3 separate regions of the Mus musculus genome follow, and all the other regions are linked to region 2. A link is a loop called in an ENCODE intact Hi-C map of the cell type or tissue named here. Cell type or tissue: left cerebral cortex. All regions are shown on one strand.

Region 1 (2,500 bases), 71 kb after region 2:
GTACTTAGTCTTCCCCAAGCCCCAGAAGGTTTCTACACATCAAAACCTCCTTCCTCAGACTTTATTCAACCGTGTAGGAATGCAAATAAGACAACAAGCTTGTGTCTACCCACCTGACACTGAATGTAGAATTTGATTGCAGCCCTTTTTTTTTTTTTTTTTTTTTTGGCAGCCAAAAATGGAGGGAAGTGCTTGTAGATGCTTTGTTGACAAGACACTGAGAATGTGGATATAATTGTGTCAGAGGTGTAATGTATGAAATCTAAGCGCTCTGTGGGTTGTTACAGTTCATAATTATGTCATTAGCACATATCTAGTATATCATGTAGCAAACCTGACTTGACAATGACTTCATTCATTTAATTAATCTGACCTCTAATACTTAGGTCTGTGCATGCATAAGATTAGTATGTACAAGAAGAAAATGCACAGAGCATTCAAAGAGTAAAGTAGACTGAGTGTGGAGGTTCACTAAAGTTCTGTCACCAAAATGAACTTGGTGAAACTACAGACTTCCGCTTTCCTGCAGTTCAATTCTTGCAGCCTTCTTACATCGCAAGAGCCTATTAATTGTGCATGCCTTTAACCCCAGCACTTGGGAGGCAGAGGCAGAGGCAGAGGCAGAGGCAGAGGCAGAGGCAGGCGGATTTCTGTGTTTGAGCCCAGCCTGGTCTACAGAGTGAATTCCAAGACAGCCAGGACTACAGAGAAACCCTGTCTCTAAGAAAAAAAAAAAAAGAGAGAGACATACTCATCACATTGCATTCTTTCCTCTTCCAAAGAAAATGTGAGCCAGTATAGGAAAGAAGGACCATTCACAAAAGGTTTTAAAAACCAGATAGTTCTCAAGTATGCTGCTATATGTAATGGTTGCAAAGGAATGTTCATTCCATGTTTTCAAAATCACTAAAAGTTATTCAGGGTACAATATTGTTCACTAAATCTATTAGTGACAGGTGTAACTGGCTGACCTCTAGTGGCTATAACTGTAGCTACATCTTAGTTTACTGGGGGCTTTTAGGAAGTTGGCTTCTGTACCAAGGCTCTGCCTGCCTCCCTGAGTACAGGGGTGTCTTTAAAAAGAGAGAGAAATGGGGAAGGAAATTTGAGTTTCTAAAGTAGGAGTACTACTAATGAGATTATCTCCCCCGACGTTCCATTAGTCTATGTTAGAGGGCAGTGTGTAGAGGATGGACTCCTGTTCACTGTGAGGGCAGCTCCTGGAAATGGAGCACCCAGCTGCCGTTAGCAGCAGTCTGCACGCATCTTCAGGAGACCTCCTCCCAGCCAGCTTCCAGCAGCAATGCACGTGCAGCAGTGTTACATGGGATGTTTTGTTAGATGCCAGTGTGGATGTCTTTCTTATGTGTAAATGTGGGGCTTCTTGAATATTCTTATGTTGGTTTCATTAAGGCTCCTCATATATATTGTCATGTTTCAGAGAAAAACTTTAGAAATGCTGTCTGTGACCAGAAACGATTGGAACTGTCCAATAACTTAGGGATCTGAGTGTTCTAATTATTCAGGAATGACACAATAATAAATGTGCATTTATTATGGTGCCCTGCTCCAGAAAACTGGGAGAGATGTTATACTGTGGCAACTAAGAGATGATTTTACCATGTGAGGTTCATCTCTTTTTTTTGCCTTATCTTTACAGTACATCACACTAGAGTTTTCTGTGCAGTGTTCTTGATATAATTGTCCTGACCCTTGAACAAAACCTTGCATGATATCTTAAGCAAAAACATTAACAGGTATAAAAAGAGGAAATATAGTAGAAAATACAATCATTAAATCCAGAAAAATGTTCAACAGCTTTAAGTCATCTAAAAGATCAAGTGAGAACATAACTGAGGGTAAATTGTGGTCATTTCTAGAACTGTTGTATATAGATCAGTGACCCTTGCTGCCGGCTGCAGGATACTTGAAAGTATCTAGAATGTCTTTCATAACATATAAATGTGGGGGCTTATTTGATAGAGAACTTATTTCTCTCAATGATTAAATGAACTGTGAATTCCTAGACATATATGGCTATCGTGGCTCCCCAGTACATGTTTCTTAATCTCAAATACCATGTGGATTATACAGCTCCATAGACAGACTCCAAGGTCTCTTCTGTGATGACACGTGTAGCTCTTAAAGACTGTATGACAAATGGAAGAAGGAACAATTAATTGCTTATCCTTCCTCGTCTGTTTGCCTGCCGTCAGCACCTTCTTCAGCTTTACCAAAAGTACTGTACTCTGAGGCGTGTTTTTTTTTTTTCCTGCCCACTGTATGGTACATTTCTAGTGCTTTGTGTTTTGTGTTACCATAGAGACAGGAGGTATTCCAAAGCCCCAGGAAGAGAGTGGAAGCAAGTCTTTGAGTTAACAGTCCCTGCTGGCAAGAAAAGCCCGAGGCAGGAATCTATAGCAGTAAACGGAAGGAGGGAATTGTGTGGTCCGATCTGTCTGTGTGTCCATGGAGTCTTAGAAAGCATGGACTCAGCCAA
Region 2 (2,500 bases):
AGCATCAGTATGCTTCTCGGATACCTTGCTTTTTCCCACTTAGATTTTTTTCCCATTATAAAGTTTGTACTGAAGTTGTGAAAAAGAGATTGAAGCGTTAAAATTACAACATGACTTAATGTGTGTTCAAAGAAGCCGAACCTTACAGAGCTGACTTGCCTTTGAATCACAGCTTTGCTGTTTGGTAATCACAGATCCTGACTCTGTCTGCACGTCAGTTTCCGCAGATGAAAGCAACCATCAGTGGGCATCAGTTCTACCTGCTTTTTATAGGACTTGTGAGAACTACACCACGCCACACTGACGCACTTGCACTCAGTCTATGTGAGCTCTTCCTAATGATACTATTGATTCTCCTGCTGACAGGGACACTGAGAAAAAGACGGTCTTCTGGAAATACCTGAGTTTTACAGATTTCAGAAAGATAACTGGCATGTGCTAAAACTATGCCAAGTAGCCTTGTTGTGCTTTTCTTATGAGACACATCCTCGCCTTTACTTCCTTAAGAATGCTTCTGATACCTGTGAGAAGCACAGGCCCATACAGCTAGATAGCTGGGCTGCGGAGGCGTGGAACAATGGCCAGGGTAAGTCATTCTTAAGCCATCTACATGACTTTTTCCATCTTACTTACACTATTAGCACTAGACGGGTTTCAAGGACTTCTCACTTTGTTGCTTTGAAAGTCTCCTTCAAAAAGAGTGTGATAGCTATTCTCCTGTTTGATGTTAAGTGATTTCGAAGACCCCCAGCCTTGCAGCTCTCACCATAGGTTGCTTGGATACACTGTTCCTTCCTACTGCAACTACAGGCTTTTGGAACCTGGCTGAATATCCAGATGTGGGGAAATGCGTATTAATTAGTCATAGGTTACATACATTTATATCATCGAGCTGGCAGAAGGAAAAGGGCATTTGTAAGCAGCAGTGAGACAGCAAACACAGACTTGGTTGCCTTGGGTGCTGTTTAAAATTGAAGACAATATGAACAAGATCTAACAATCATTCTTTAATTGTTTTTGAAATTTCAAAACGATAAATCAATGACATTTCGTAACTGCCAGTACCTTGATGAGCTCTGCAAACTCAGAAGTCAGTTATTGTAAATTATACTTAAATATGATGGCAGAGATCTCTGTGCCATGAAGAAAGCGCCTGATCTATGGCTATTTTGTTCTGTACATGGTACAATGCACTACACTGTTCTAAGCCAAAGCCCTGTGTTGTCTGGGTAACTCCTGTTGCCATAGCAATGAAATTCTTTTGCGGGAGCAGGGCGAATGCTAATTGTAGCCATTTGTTGTTCCTTCTGTCGATCCCTTAACTAGCACAGTTGTAGAGCAGCCAGAGACACTGGGTGAACAGCACGGAGTGCCCCCAAAAGCATTGCTGCTGAAGGCAACCGGCTGCTCTGCTTAAAAAATCATGCGAGCAGCCTACAGTGCTGAGAGTGCCACTGTGTGGGCAGAAGCACAGCTTGACTCAGACCCTGACAACTGTTGAGCTGGGACTTAGAGGGAGAGAAGACTGCTTAAGACCTGTTGCGAAGGCACTGATGACATGAAGATTAATTTGACACCAGCCCCTCAGAGGTAGGTGCTGGGCAAATCATAACACCTGTTCATCCAGGCCTCCATTCAATATCAGAATGCCCGGAGGCTATAGGAGATAGATCGATGGTTATGCTTATTTCCATCTGAAACTGTATTACTGTGTCCTAGGGTAAAAATATTCATTTTGTCACAACCAACCAATTGCCATTCACTTAGGTATTGGATTCGGCCTGTGTTGGTAACTCCCCCTCTCTTCATAAGCCCTTATTTTTAGAGACTTATTATTTAACTGCCAGAAATGAGCTGAAACTGAAAATCAGCAGAAATGTGAGCTCACTCCTTTTGGAAAATAAAAGATATAGTGATGTCTACCAATTGCTTGGTCTTTCAAGCTAGCTCAATTTGAGAAAATGTGCTTAAACCTGGCAAGTAGTAATTCCTCATGAAACCTAATTGCTACAGGCACTTGAGGAAGAATAATCATCATAATTTTAAGGAAAAAATGTGAGTTATGATTATGCTATTATATCTTCCCTTTAAAGTTGTATTGACCCATAAAATGGTTAGTTCGTGGGATTTTTAAATTTTACTCCACCAGAACTATATAAACACAGTAATAAATTTTGAGGTAGTTTTTGAGGCAAAATGTAGCCTATCTACTTTCTAATTGAACAGCCTGGTGGTACATCCTATTAAAATTGAATAGAACTAATATTGTGGAACTGTTACATCAAGCCGATTCCTACTATCAGCTTAATGTTTGTTTAGTTTCGGGCAAAATTGGTATGCCGATTACCCAATAATAGCTAAAGATAAGATAGAGCGCAGGGAGGAAAGCCTAATGTTTGAAACAGACTTGCTGCAACTTCTAAGACTTGTGTATTCTCCACTTCTAGAGTTTAAGTGAGACAAGAATATTTTAAAATAATACTACTTCTTTGTAAAATAT
Region 3 (2,500 bases), 89 kb after region 2:
CAACAGTCCAACTTTCAATTCACAGAGGGATGGAAAGCTATGGTGGGCTCTTTGATTTGATTCTTATAGGAAGAATCATATGGAGAGTTAAACTGAAATTCGGTAGTCTTCCTACTTTATAGAAAAAATACTATGTATTTTATCCTGAATAGTTCCACAGATAAACATACAGGATATGTGTATTGGATTTCCTTATGTGTTTGGTACTAAGAATAGAAGCTGTCTCATCGCCTAGCGGTGCTGCCATTACCAGTGGCCCTGAGTATTGGCAGGGGTCCTGGATATATTACACACAGACATCAATGGTAATATCTTAAAGAGAAAAGAAAAAAAAAAAAGGAAAGCCCAGGATTTGATTCATAAAATTGTACAAAAGTACTCCCTTTAGAAAACTCAAGCAGTCATCCTATTTTGCCTTAGTATCTTCAGTTTCCATTTTTAAAATGTGTGTTGGCAAAGATTTCTGTGGAGGATAAATAGAAACGCTTCTCTTTTTATTGCAGCACCAGCCTTACCTTTCACCGAGTCCATATGTCCAAGTGTGCCATATTGTATTTCTAACTTGAGATGTGAAGGATGAAGCCACCCACATCAAATTATAATTTACTTCTGCAAATCCATGAATTCTAATTTACAGAATTGCTAGTCCTACGTTGTTTGAAAGACAGCTATGGAAAAATTTAATCCAAATAGCAACTAGGGGCCTGGTGGATTTGTTGCTGTGCAGAGAGGGGAGTGTTGCTTCTGGAAGAGAATAGTTATTGGGCAAGTGCTGATGGGGCCACAAGCTCTCCCATTTAATGTGCCTTGTACACTTGGCTATTTTTCCAGGGGTTCTGTGGAGTAGCATCTATCTTCGTTTTTCACATCTTATCAGTTGCTTCCATGAAAGTGTTTCCTTCTGAAACTGCAGAGGACTCAAATACCATGCCATTCCTTTAGCATCTTATCCCAAATGGCAAACCCATGACTATTTTGAGTTTCTCAAAAAGGATCTAAATGTTTTTCCCTGCATTGGCCCACTGGTTATTGGCTGAAGCCTTCAGAGAAGTTCAAACACCAAAGTGCTAAAAGAAGCATGCCAGGCTGTGCCGGACACTTCAACTGCCATCTCATGGGCAAAGATGTCTAAGTAGCTGCTGTCCTTTGTTTCAACAGTTGGTCCACTGGTGACATTCACAAGAATTGTTTGAGAAGAGTAAAATATCAAAATTGGATGAGTGTGGGTTCAAGAGGAGCATAAATGGGAAGACCAGAGGCAAGAGTCTGGCTTCTTCAAAGGGGTTCTTTAAAGGAGCCTAGCATGGAGGGCATAGCAGAGGCAGAAGTGAAAACAAATAAAAATGCCCTTCTCTCTTGAGTTTGAAGTTATCACAACAAATGTGTATGCTGAGACTTGTCTCAGTCAGGGTTTCTATTGCTGTAATGAAATCCATGACCATAAAACAAGCTGGGGAGGAAAGGGTTTCATTGACCTACACTTCCACGGATGTAGTCCATCATTGAAGGATGACAGGACAGGAACCTAGAGGCAGGAGCTGATGCAGAGGCCTTAGAGGGACGCTGCTTGCTTGCTTCTGGCTTGCTTCTCATGGCTCTCTCAGCCTGATTTCTTATAGAACCCAGGAGCACCAGCCCAAGGATGGCACTACCCACAATGGGCTCGGCCCTTCCACATCCATCACAAATTAAGAAAATGTCCTATAGCAGTCTCTTATGGAGGCATTTTCTCAATTGAGATTTCCTCCTTGCAAATGGCTCATGCTTGTGTCAAGTTGACATAAAATTAGCCAGGACAGGGATGACAACAGGGAGGGCTACACCTTGATAGTTCCAAAGGGGGAGTGCTGACAAAGGGAAGGCATTAGCACAGCAGGAGTGAGACCCTAGAGCTTGTTCTGGGGATAGCAGGATGTTGACCCATCCTAATAGGAAGGAAGGTATTGACAGATGCTAGATGCTAAGGGGAGATGTATGAATGGGCCAAATGGCTGGGTTTATATGCTGGAGGTTTGAAAAGAGAAGAAAGAGTAGGATATGCCTGTCTAGGAAAATGGAAGGATGAATGGGGTAGGATATTGCAATGACTTGAGGTCAAGCTTAGAATTCAGTCATCAACGTAATTGAGACCAGAACAGAAAGGGCTGATGTGACCTTGACCATAACTGTGCTGAGCTGGTTCTGTCTTTCTGCTCTACAAAGTTGTAAGGATTCAGGATATCATTGTTACGAAACTCAGCTTTGAATTACTTCACACTTGTCTTTGGCAAATGTTTTCAGCTTTGTCTAAAACAGTCCCAGTATCTCCTGAGAGCGCACCTGGCTTCTGCCACTAACTTGCTCAGTAACTAATGTAAGCACATGACCAAAATTCTTTTTGCTTTACTTGTTAGTCATGTCAACTTGACACATAAATTAGAGATGACTGAAAGGAGGGAGCCACGAATGAGAATATACATCCATAAGATCCTGCTATATATAGGGCATTTTCTTAATTAGT

What was found. Hi-C counts contacts between places; a loop is a spot of excess contacts. Peaks named below come from ENCODE experiments on the same cell type or tissue, not always from the same donor. Only the 100,000 strongest peaks of a DNase experiment are listed, where the experiment ranks them.
Region 1: it touches region 2 in a loop (4-fold over the local background); 2 of 42 quality-filtered maps call a loop at or near these places.
Region 3: a loop joins it to region 2, with 5 times the contacts of the local background. A loop is called at or near these places in 2 of 42 quality-filtered maps.

Annotation. Positions count from the first base shown.
Region 1 is chr14:86,677,086-86,679,585 of GRCm38, reverse strand. All of the region lies in intron 27 of Diaph3 (diaphanous related formin 3), which reads left to right. Among named protein-coding and RNA genes, the nearest start is that of Gm33025, 120 kb to the left of the region's middle. In left cerebral cortex, CTCF peaks have their summits at 977 (motif pointing left) and 2,393; DNase peaks (open chromatin) are centred at 1,083 and 2,369.
Region 2 is chr14:86,747,908-86,750,407 of GRCm38, reverse strand. All of the region lies in intron 27 of Diaph3 (diaphanous related formin 3), which reads left to right. Among named protein-coding and RNA genes, the nearest start is that of Gm33025, 45 kb to the left of the region's middle. In left cerebral cortex, a CTCF peak has its summit at 1,455; DNase peaks (open chromatin) are centred at 207, 680 and 1,343; H3K4me3 peaks cover 715 bases; H3K27ac peaks cover 1,851 bases.
Region 3 is chr14:86,658,757-86,661,256 of GRCm38, reverse strand. The region is part of intron 27 of Diaph3 (diaphanous related formin 3); the gene reads left to right. Among named protein-coding and RNA genes, the nearest start is that of Gm32969, 130 kb to the right of the region's middle. In left cerebral cortex, no CTCF peak of the experiment used is centred here; DNase peaks (open chromatin) are centred at 530 and 1,048.